Linked DNA regions of Mus musculus: region 1 is linked to region 2. Evidence: chromatin loops called from intact Hi-C (ENCODE). Cell type or tissue: left cerebral cortex. All regions are shown on one strand. Links, peaks and the distances in the headings refer to the core of each region. The heading gives the core; the rest is flanking DNA. Region 1 has its middle 11 kb from the start of Kcnk10. Region 2 has its middle 55 kb from the start of Gpr65.

The links. Hi-C counts contacts between places; a loop is a spot of excess contacts. Peaks named below come from ENCODE experiments on the same cell type or tissue, not always from the same donor. Only the 100,000 strongest peaks of a DNase experiment are listed, where the experiment ranks them.
Region 1: it touches region 2 in a loop (2.2-fold over the local background); 5 of 42 quality-filtered maps call a loop at or near these places.

The regions. Positions count from the first base shown.
Region 1 is chr12:98,582,616-98,588,000 of GRCm38, forward strand. No RefSeq gene overlaps it. Among named protein-coding and RNA genes, the nearest start is that of Kcnk10, 11 kb to the left of the region's middle. In left cerebral cortex, for the core only: a CTCF peak has its summit at 2,890 (motif pointing left); no DNase peak of the experiment used is centred there.
Region 2 is chr12:98,320,925-98,326,309 of GRCm38, forward strand. No RefSeq gene overlaps it. Among named protein-coding and RNA genes, the nearest start is that of Gpr65, 55 kb to the left of the region's middle. In left cerebral cortex, for the core only: a CTCF peak has its summit at 3,430 (motif pointing right); DNase peaks (open chromatin) are centred at 3,433 and 3,753.

The sequences.
Region 1 (5,385 bases), core at 224-5,223, 260 kb after region 2:
GAGCTGAGTATCAAACCTAGGCTCTTGCGTTATGATAGGCAAGCACTCGGCCCCTGAACTATAGTCTCCGACCCTTACTTTTATTTCTTGAGATAAAGTCCTCACCCACAATTGAAGGCTTTCCTAGAACTCAATCTCTAACCCAAGGATGCTTGAACTCCCAGTCCTTTAAGCTAACCTCTCAAAAAGCTAGCATTACAAGCCTGTGCACCAGGCCTGGCTTCTCGACTCTTCATTAAGAGGCTTTTCTATGGGAGAGCTGGCCCTGCCTCTCATCAGCTGTGCAGGAACATGGGCCAGAAGAGGTATCCCCATGCCCCAGCCTGGGCAATTTGGAAGAGTTGTCCCTGCTGGGGTGAGCACTGGAGAGCTGTCGGGCTGAACAACTCAGCTACCACCCAGGCCTAGATCCAAGGCTTTGAGTTGGCCACCCCAACTGCCACCCCATCTATGAACTGTTGGAGCATGTGAAGGAGCCAGCCCTACAGATCCAAAGCTGCATGATCTCCATGACACAGGTCAACAACAAGATATCCAAGAAGAGTCTCATAAGGATGCAGTATTGATAGTGTAGCAGAAGCCAGAGGGCTCGAACCTGACCGATGACTCACTGCAATGAACATTTGCAAGTCAAGCTGTTTGGGCAAAACGGTATACTGTGGAACACACTGTGAAATGTGCAGCTTTTATAGTCAGGTGCTTCGTTTTGCTTTTATATGTTTTTATATTCTATTTTGTGAGAGAGGTGGCCAGGACAGAGGGCAGGTATGAAGGTGTGGGTTGATAAGTGGGACTGGGGTGCTTTTTAACATGAATTCTGGAGATTGGGTTTGGGCTCTCATGCTTGAATAGCAAGCCCTTTATCAACTGAGCATCTCCCCAGCCCTCCAGTGAGCTTTTCTGAAAAAAAAAACAAAACAAAACATATTTTTCACTATAAGTTCCAGAAAAGAAAACTGAAATGTCTCTATTTCTTACTGGACTCATTTACTTATAAAAGAGTCATCAGTAGTTGTTAACAGTGAAGTATTTTGTCAGCTTATACCCACTTTGGATGACTACCTTTCACAGTCAGGAATACAACCAACCAAAGTCCTGAAACTTAGTTCACTCCTTCACATATAAAATGGGATAGTCGATACTATGGCTACGTCTAGTTACAAGATTATTATAAAGCGGCAATACACAGAAATTTTCAGATGAAAAGTTTCTTCTGGCTCTCTGCCAGGCATGTGACTACCACTTTTACAGAATGCTTCACTTATTTCTCATAATAGTCCTGGAACATGAGGACAGTTATTGGCACGGTCACATTTAAAAGCCTGATAGGCATTTATTAAGGGTGACGCTGGAACCTGAAGAAGGAGTGCTTTGTCCAAGTAAACATGGTTAGTTAGAGATGGAAGTTGGAAACAACCAGAGCTGTCTAATTGAAGTCCAGGACCCACCAGTCTCTAAGCCAAGCTACTACCCCCATGTGCAGCTGACCACATGAAGCTGTATTGAGAGAGTCGGTCTGGTGGCCAACTCCCCACCACCAAATACTGTCTGCTTAGATTGTTCTCCTGAGAAAAGCGAGTTTTCTCTCTCTTAGAGAACTGACTTAGAGGTCACACATTCTTCTGATCCCCGAAGTACCTGTGTTTTAACAGCAGAACATACAATGCAAGGTACTGAACAATAAATCTTAAACGGGGGACATTACCTGAGAACAGCCCTGCTGCTTCCTTGAAGCCTCTCTAGTCCTGTAGAGTGCTTACCTGTGCGTCCTGGTTGAAACCTGACCCTCTTCTCCCATTTCATTAGTTCTTTGAGAAACTCATACAATGTATTTGGAACACATTCAGCACCTCAGCAGCATCCCCCTACCCACCCAGCTCTGTGTCTCTTTGTTCTTAACTCTAAGTCCATCTCAGACATTCTGTGCTGCCCATATACTCTTGGATTTCCTCTGGAGCATGGCCTACCTACCAGAGGCCACCCATTTAAGAACACTGACTCTCCCTCTCCCAGAGTGTATCAGTTACTAATCCCTCCTCGGTTAGAGTGAGACTTGGTGGCCACTTTCCTTCCCAGTTCTGGGATTTCTATCTATCCTAAGCTTGTGCAAGTCTTAGGCATGCTATCACAATTACTGTGGGTGTGTATGTGCAACTGCCCTGCTGCGTCTTGGAAATATCATTTCCTTGTGGTCATCCACAATCTCTGGTTCTCGTCATCTTTCTGCTTCCTCTTGTGAGATGATGCCTGAGCCTTGGGAGGAAGGCTCCATTCTTCATGTATACAAACACTGCATTACTTAATCCTATTCAGTTAATAATACTGAGTCTAGGAAAAGGACCTTCCTAGCCCAGATAGTGTTCCTATATTTAGATTTTGATGCTTTAGTTTAGCAGCCTTCTAATGTTACCCATATGTATGGAAACATTGATCCACTCAGATCCTTAAAATAACCAGCGAGATGCATCGCCTTCTTCATCAGGAATCAAAGGTCTGCTTCTAAGTGTAATGTCTAACATTCTCCTGCACCTCTTACAAAAGGACATTCTTGTCCATTTCTTTCCAACTCTGGGCTATCATTAAAAAAAAAAATTCAAAAAAAGCCCTGTGGTCGGGTTCCCAAATTATGACCATAACCTTTAGTTAGAAAGAGTCCAGTATGATTGCTAAAAGTCCTTTAACAATCGCCCCCACTGTTTGTGCACCCTAGCAAAAATCTCAGAGATTCAGAACTCACCTCATTGAAGCTACTTCCAGAAATGTCTTGGAAGACTCAAATGTCCAATTTTCTTATATATTAACAAGGTCACTGTATGCCAAGACAGCCAGTAATAGCGTAGCCTGTTAAACAAGGTTACCAGTAGTGTATATGGTAATTGGAGAAATGCGCCCTCTTCAGGCCAAATGAGAGCACTAACCCTTTCATAATGTGGACATTGCAATGCCTTCGTTCTTTTGTCCTGATAAAGGAAGCTCCTTGAAGATGAAGGGTTGGAGGAGCCACAGGAAGGGCAAGCTGATCCTAGGAAGCACAGCAGTAGATCCAAAACTTGGATGGAATCTCAGATCCCACTAACCCCCCCCCAGTCTATTGCTGATACATGATGCACAAAACTACACAACTGTACTATGCTCCAGCCACTCATGGGATGCCTATTTACTGATGGGTGCAGTGAGCAGAAATAAAGGACAAATTCTAATCATTTGACATCATAACTCTAGATTAGTCTTAAAGAATAAAATATATTTTTATGTCTGTCATTTCTGAACATTTTTAGCTTGTTTCCTAACTTGCATTCTACTCAATTTGAAAAACATCAAAATATCATAACTCTGCAACATCGTAACAATTTTCCTTCTCAAGATTAAAAAAAATAAGCTTAAACTTAATATAAAAACAATGCCTCTGTTGCTTTAGAGCCACGAATGATGGAAATAATAAATTTAATTCTGAACTGCTGTGGGGATTCATTCTCTGCTTCTGGCCACCTCGGGAACACACTAATTTTTCAGGGCATTGAAAGGACACGAAGCTCATGCATTTGTGCTGAGTTTTGCTTTACTCTATCCTGCTCCTGGGAGATAGCATCACCTATTATTTTCTGAGTTTGATGCTAGAAAATTTTATTTGAAATATAAGCTCATTGGAGATAGTATTTTTTTCTGGCAAATAGAATTTTAAAAACTGACAGCAGAGACTTCATCTACTGAATTTTATATTCAAGGGGACGTAATTTGGAGTTAGTGCATTTATCCACTCCCTGCTTCTTCTCCATGGAAAGCTAGAGATCTTTATAATGTTTCTACCACTCACAGAAGATCCTTGGTCCATTGGAGATGTGATTTCTTGATGAATTCTGTGTTTGGCTGGTGAGAAGGATGAATCGTGAGATTTGACCATTAGAAGGGATTATGAAATCTGAGCTTTCAAAACTTCCCTGTCTTAGTCTGTTTTCTGTTGCTATAACAAAATACCTGAGACTGAATAATTTCTAAAACACAGATCTTTATTTAGCTCATGGTTCTAGGCAATAGAAAGTCCAAGAGCATCTCTGGCATTTGTTTGGCATTGGATGGGTGTCTTTTTGCAGGATCAGAACATAGTTTAAAAGACCAACATAGGAAGTTAGAGCAAAACAGCCAGAAAGAACTTGCTTTTGAAATTGTTTCTCCTGAGATAACCCATTAACACAGGAGCAAATTTGTCCATCCATAAAGACAGAGTACTCATGTCCCAATCACCTTCCCAAATTCCCATCTCTCCTATGCCATTACCATAAGTCTGCTGCATATAAACCTTGAGAAACATTTCCAAAGCACAAGAAGCTACAAATAATAATAATAATAATAATAATAAAGTTCAATTATCTAAACACCTCATTCCAGATGTTAACTAAGCAACTCTTATAACATACCTGCTCTTCATATATAACCCCATTCTCAACATCCCCCAAAATCCTCCTCATGTATGGCCGACTTGGCTCCCATTAGCAACTTCAAGCTGGTCCTTACCACTGTCTCCCTTATGCCTCTCAGGCAAACTTATCCTCTCTTTAAAATTCATATTATGCAAGACATGTCTGCTGTGACTCGTGCTGACGTGTGCTTCGAGTCACCACCGTCACCAAATATCTGACAGAGGTAATACAGGAGGAAAGATTTGGGTTTGTGTTTTCAGAGGGTCCAGTAATGACCTCTTGCCCCTGAGCCTGGCCAGAATGTGGCACTGGTGGGAGCTTGTGACTGTGAGAGCTGGCTGTTAAAGACCGAGAGCTAGAGAAAGGGGGTATGTGGGCACTGAGCCAGCTACCTCTTTTTTCTTTTATATTCTGTCTAGACTAAAGCCCATGAGAAGGTGCTGCCCATATTTCAAGTGAGTCTCCCCCTCAGTAGATGTGACCAACAATCCCCTCCCCTTCGGGCCTCACCAATCCTATAGACAGTTTTTAATCCTGTCAAACTGGTTAAACAAAATACCATTTTACACAGCACCCCCCCCCATCATTCCTTTTATCAGTTCTTTCTTGCTCTGTTTGTCTAGTCTACTGTAGTTTATCACAAGTGCATGCTTCTTGTTATGAATGATTGTTTTTTTTTTTTTTTTTTTTTTTGGTTTTGGTTTTTGTTTTGGTTTTCGTTTTGGTTTTGCCCATGACTTCAGAGTGTTCTATAGAAATGGGAACAACCATTTAGTAAGAATTACCACACACACACACTGTGTGAATATGCAAAGTCACTTCGTCTCTCTAAACTATTTTTTTTTATTAGTGTGTGCGCGTGTGTTGTTTGATGTGGGTGCTGGGAACCATCTCTGGCTCAGATCTCTGGAGAACCACTGAACCATCTCTCCATAACCCCAATGCTTGAGCTTTTGCTGATCAATGA
Region 2 (5,385 bases), core at 316-5,315:
TGTATCAAAAGATGGCCTAGCCGGCCATCACTGGAAAGAGAGGCCCATTGGACATGCAAACTTTATATGCACCAGTACAGGGGAATGCCAGGGCCAAAAAATGGGAATGGGTGGGTAGGGAAGTAGGGGGGAGGGTATGGGGGACTTTTGGGATAGCATTCTAAATGTAATTGAGGAAAATACGTAATAATAAAAAATATTTAAAAAAAAAGAAAATGGAGTCACTTTGTTAGCACTTAGGCTGTAGGAAAGCTAACTTTAAAGATTTTATATTCCTCTGTGGGCTGTTTGCAATCATGACAATAGCTGGTATTTTTAACAACTGGTTTTTCCTTGAGCAGAGCTAAGGAATTTTCACTTTTTAATTCTCGTGTCAACACTAAGAGGAAAATATTATTATTAGTCTTTTTGTGTGGAAGGAAACTTTGCACCAAAGAGGCTGAAATCTTGCACAGTAGCACTTAACTGCCAATGGGGAAAACCAGCACACACATTATGAACAAAGGTCATAGTGGGAAACTCTAAACTGTCAGGTATAAGGCTCGAGGGGACACTGTGACAGCATGTATCTCTAGGTAAGAGATTTATCTATTTTATCAATACCAGAGATGGGCAGAAAGGCAGCAGTGTAGAAGGCCCAAATGGCAAATGGCAGAGATGGAGCACCTACCTCCTAGGCTTCAGTGGAAGAAGAGAGGGGAGGAATGGCACACTTCCCACTCTTAGTCTGTAGTTACTAGGCTGTTACTAGGAATATCCAGTAAGTATTCTGTCAAATAATGCCATGTGACTAGTATACTTCTCTCCTAGTGACTCTTACTGTGTGTTTCAAAGGCAGAGAAGTCAAGAATCTAGAAAAATAAGTTTCTTTGCTTCTGGGGACCAAATTACTGTGGATTCTGACAAAACTACTGTTGAACCAAAATGTAGGGGCTTCACAAAAGAGCACAGACATGGCCATCCCTCCTGACTTTTGTCTATTAGATAGGAAAAAAAGGGGGGGGGACGGGACATGGTCATTTTCATGACTCTTTCCTGATGGACAAGGGCAGGGTGGATGAGAAGGGTCTTGGCCCAGGCTCTGGTATCAGAAATTTGGATAAAGAGGTTGTCAATGTGTCTTTGAGGGAGGGCTTTGTGTAAAGGAGTTCTCAGTGATGCCAACTTGTTAAGCAGCTGAGAAGATAGGATGTAAAGATCAGTAGAGTTAAGAAATCTCAGGAAGGAAGATAGTCAGGCCATTGTCATAAAGAGGCAGAATATCAGGGGAGTTCAGGTTGGGGCACTGATTTTCCTTGCTGCATCTAGGACTAATCTAGACTGGTTTACATAGCAGCATCCTATAGAAAACGATGGATTCCTCTTTTTCACAGCAGTTATGGGGTCCAGAACTCTGTTGTTTCGAAAAAGGACACCTATGAGCAAATCTGTTTGGGTTTGGAAGGTTGTGACTAACCTACAGTCTCTAAAAGAGCATGAGAAGGCTGTAGGAAATAGAGATTGAGAAAGTGACAACAGCTCTGCTGACACCAAGGGTGGAAGAGCTATCCAGGCCCCCAAAGAGGGGGAGTAGGTTGGGGAATCCCTTAGAGTAAGGTGAGACCAAGGAGCAGAATGAATCAAAATGGGAAGCAGTTGCTGTTTGGTTATTTGGAAAGAGTTCAGGCTCCGGGCTTTGAAAGGCAAGGGTACAGGCATGTAAACACAAGGCCAACTGACCAGATGGACAGAAGTGGACGTTTCAGGAGGAAAACTGAGAAGTTGGGAAATTAAGAAGCTGTGAGGGAGTGTGTTGAGCGGCATCCCAGTGTTCGGGTTTGCTAAAGGAAAGACAGGCAAGGAGAGGAGCAACTTCAGCCAAAGAACAGGTTCAATACAAGAGGAAGAAGAAAGTGGAAGGAAGGTAAATAGATAAGAGAGCAGGGAGCTCACCACTAGCACACAAACTAGAAGAAGTCACAGAAGCAGGAAAGGTTTGGAGAGAAGATGGGTGTTAGAGAACTTCTCTTGTGGCCAGACATTACCAGAGGTCATTGGGTGTGGGTGTGCCAGGAATCTAGAAAAATAAGTAACTTTAGTAATGGGCATGCTAATTATTATGATTTCGGGAAATTCCCACTATTTAACCGAAGTGGAGGTGCTTCCCGATGGTATAATCAAGTCTAACATAATTGATTGGTGTTCTTTCTATGTAGAGCAAACAGCTAAGCTCCAAAATGGCTGAAATCAGGAGAGATAAATTGACTCAAAGACAGTTTATGAACATAAAGATTAGATGTCTTTCTACAAATGACCTCTGAATAATCTATTCTGAAAACTGGTTTCATTCATTACAGTCATTGACAATTACCTCCTGCCACAATGTGAAAATAGGCTTTATAAATGTGTTCTTTACCAGAAACAGTTGGGATTCACTCTCAGTCATGAAGTTACAACTATCCTGTGCCATCCAGCAACTGTGAGCCAATGTAGTAATTGATCAAAGTTGGTTCTAGATTGATAGAAATCAAGGCAGTGTCTGTACCAAAGACCACACACCATTCTTGATCCACCTAAGATTTACAGAGACTAGTAATGGTTGTTTCAGGTAAACTGACAAAAACATAAGAAAGTGATAACACAAGCTATGTTGCAGATGAGTATTACTAATAAAGATATTTGATCCAACTTGCTCTTAGGAGCTCAATTGCATTCTGTACTTTTTTTTTTTTGACTTTTTATCATCTCTTTATTTTAAAAATCCTTCTTCACATTCACCTGATCTGTACATTTCAACCAGATTTCAGCCAGTTTTTTTTTCCATTTTTATTAGGTATTTAGCTCATTTACATTTCCAATGCTATACCAAAAGTCCCCCATATCCACCCACCCCCACTCCCCTGCCCACCCACTCCCCCTTTTTGGCCCTGGTGTTCCCCTGTACTGGGGCATATAAAGTTTGCAAATCCAATGGGCCTCTCTTTCCAGTGATGGCCGACTAGGCCATCTTTTGATATATATGCAGCTAGAGTCAAGAGCTCCGGGGTACTGGTTAGTTCATAATGTTGTTCCACCTATAGGGTTGCAGATCCCTTTAGCTCCTTGGCTACTTTCTCTAGCTCCTCCATTGGGAGCCCTGTGATCCATCCATTAGCTGACTGTGAGCATCCACTTCTGTGTTTGCTAGGCCCCGGCATAGTCTCACAAGAGACAGCTACATCTGGGTCCTTTCAATAAAATCTTGCTAGTGTATGCAATGGTGTCAGCGTTTGGATGCTGATTATGGGGTGGATCCCTGGATATGGCAGTCTCTACATGGTCCATCCTTTCATCTCAGCTCCAAACTTTGTCTCTGTAACTCCTTCCATGGGTGTTTTGTTCCCAAATCTAAGGAGGGGCATAAATCTCTCATTTGTAGTCATTACAGGAGTGATTCTGGAACCTTCCACTAGAGGGCTTCTACTTACATGTTTTGGAGTCACCAAGTAGACAATCCCCCAAAGCTTCTGGGAGCCTTATGTTTTCTAAAGTGATCAAATCCCATTAAAAAACAAATTTCACCACTTACTTCCCTTTAAAATAGTAACAAAATCTATCACAATATTTCCATGGGTTTTTGAATGAAGTTTGTTAAGAAGGTTAGACTATTACCTATAGCAAGTGATTAGAAAGGGTAGTTTGCCCATTTGAGAAACAAATGTATCTGCCTCTCGAGGTTCTGTTAACTCTTCCATGCTATGATTTTGATATAAATGCTGTCTACAGAGTCAATCTTTGAACACCTGGACTCCAGCTGGTGGCACTATTTTAGGAAATGGTGGAAACATGACGTGATGTCTAACTGGAAGAACTGGGTCAATGGAAGAAGGCGTTTGAAGATTATATCTGGCTATGATTCCCCCCCCCCCTTTTTTATTCAAGTACTGTCTGTGATGAGAGTCTCCATACACTCCTGGAGCTACCTTGTTCTTCCCAAGTTCATGGAGTCAAGCAACATGGACCAAACACTACAATGCTGTGAGATTTTTCACTGCCCCATTCAGAATGGCTATCATCAAGAAAACCAAAAAAACCAAAGGTAAGGATTTACATGTTAGGGTGTGCTCAGTTCACAATATCTAAGTGGAATCTGCCTGATGTCCATCAACAGATGAATATATAGTGAAAAGGAATTTTATCTGGTTGTAAGGATAAACAAAATTCACAGGTGATTAGACAGAACTGGGGGGAAAATATACTGAATATGTTAACCTAGGTCCAGCAGACAAATAGTCCATATTTCATTTCATGAATCCAAACTTTGAGTCTTTAAATTTGTGTGTTTAACCTGGAACACCTGAAAAGTTAGGAAACTTCAATAGAGTCCCAAGGTGGGGCATTTAATGATGAAGGCGTTGTAAAACTGGAAGGCAGAAAAAACTGGAGTTGGGAGGGTTTGTTTAAGCAAGTGGCTGGGAGACTAGGTAGTGGGGAGAGGAGAGAAAAGAGAAAAGAAGGGTTAGTGAAAATAAACAACATGTTAAAAAGCCATATAGAAACCTACCTCTCTCTATATATATGGTTTATAGAGTAGTAGGTTATATAATAATGCAGGGCTGGTGATATATACATATATATCAGGGTTGGTGAAGATACTTTCCCAATATACAATTTTAAAGGATTTGAAAGGGAGATACATGACGTGTCATGGCTGGATAACACTGTTCCTAAAAGCTATTGTTTATTTTTAAAAAAATTCTAGAGCTGGGTGTGGGTTGCTTCCTATGAGGTTCTGGTCAGTGAAACTCAGATGTCCCCAAAACAATACAGTCTCGTGCAGTGTAGATAATAGTCTATTGCTGAAACACCACACAACTTGAAGAGAAATTAATTCTAACCAAGCTGGATGCCTCCTCATTGTTGGCTCTCTTTTATAGTGTTGGAAGGGGCTGTGTGAACTGCTGGAGGAGACTGGCATGAATGAGCTAACCCAGATGTGAACGCTACAAACTGCAACACAGCCTGCATGCCAAGATGTGCACACCGGTGCAATACTGGCCATAGTCTGACATATACCAATAAATAGGAATTTCCCCAAGCTAAATGAGAAAAGACTATAAACAGATGATAGTATCAATGTGCCACAGATAAGCTTGATAAAGATTTTAATTCAGCCATCATAAAGAAAATTTTCAGGTAAGTGAAAATGCATACAACAAAAGAAAAAGAATGTCTTGTCAAAATGATAAAGACATTGAGGGGATAAATCAAAGAGTTTGAAACCAAAAAGAAGAGAAAATACAAGAAAACTAATATGAAAATACAATATGTGGCTTAAAATAACAGAGAAAACAGAGGTGTGGGAAGCCGCCCCCACATTCGCCGTTACAAGATGGCGCTGACAGCTGTGTTCTAAGTGGTAAACAA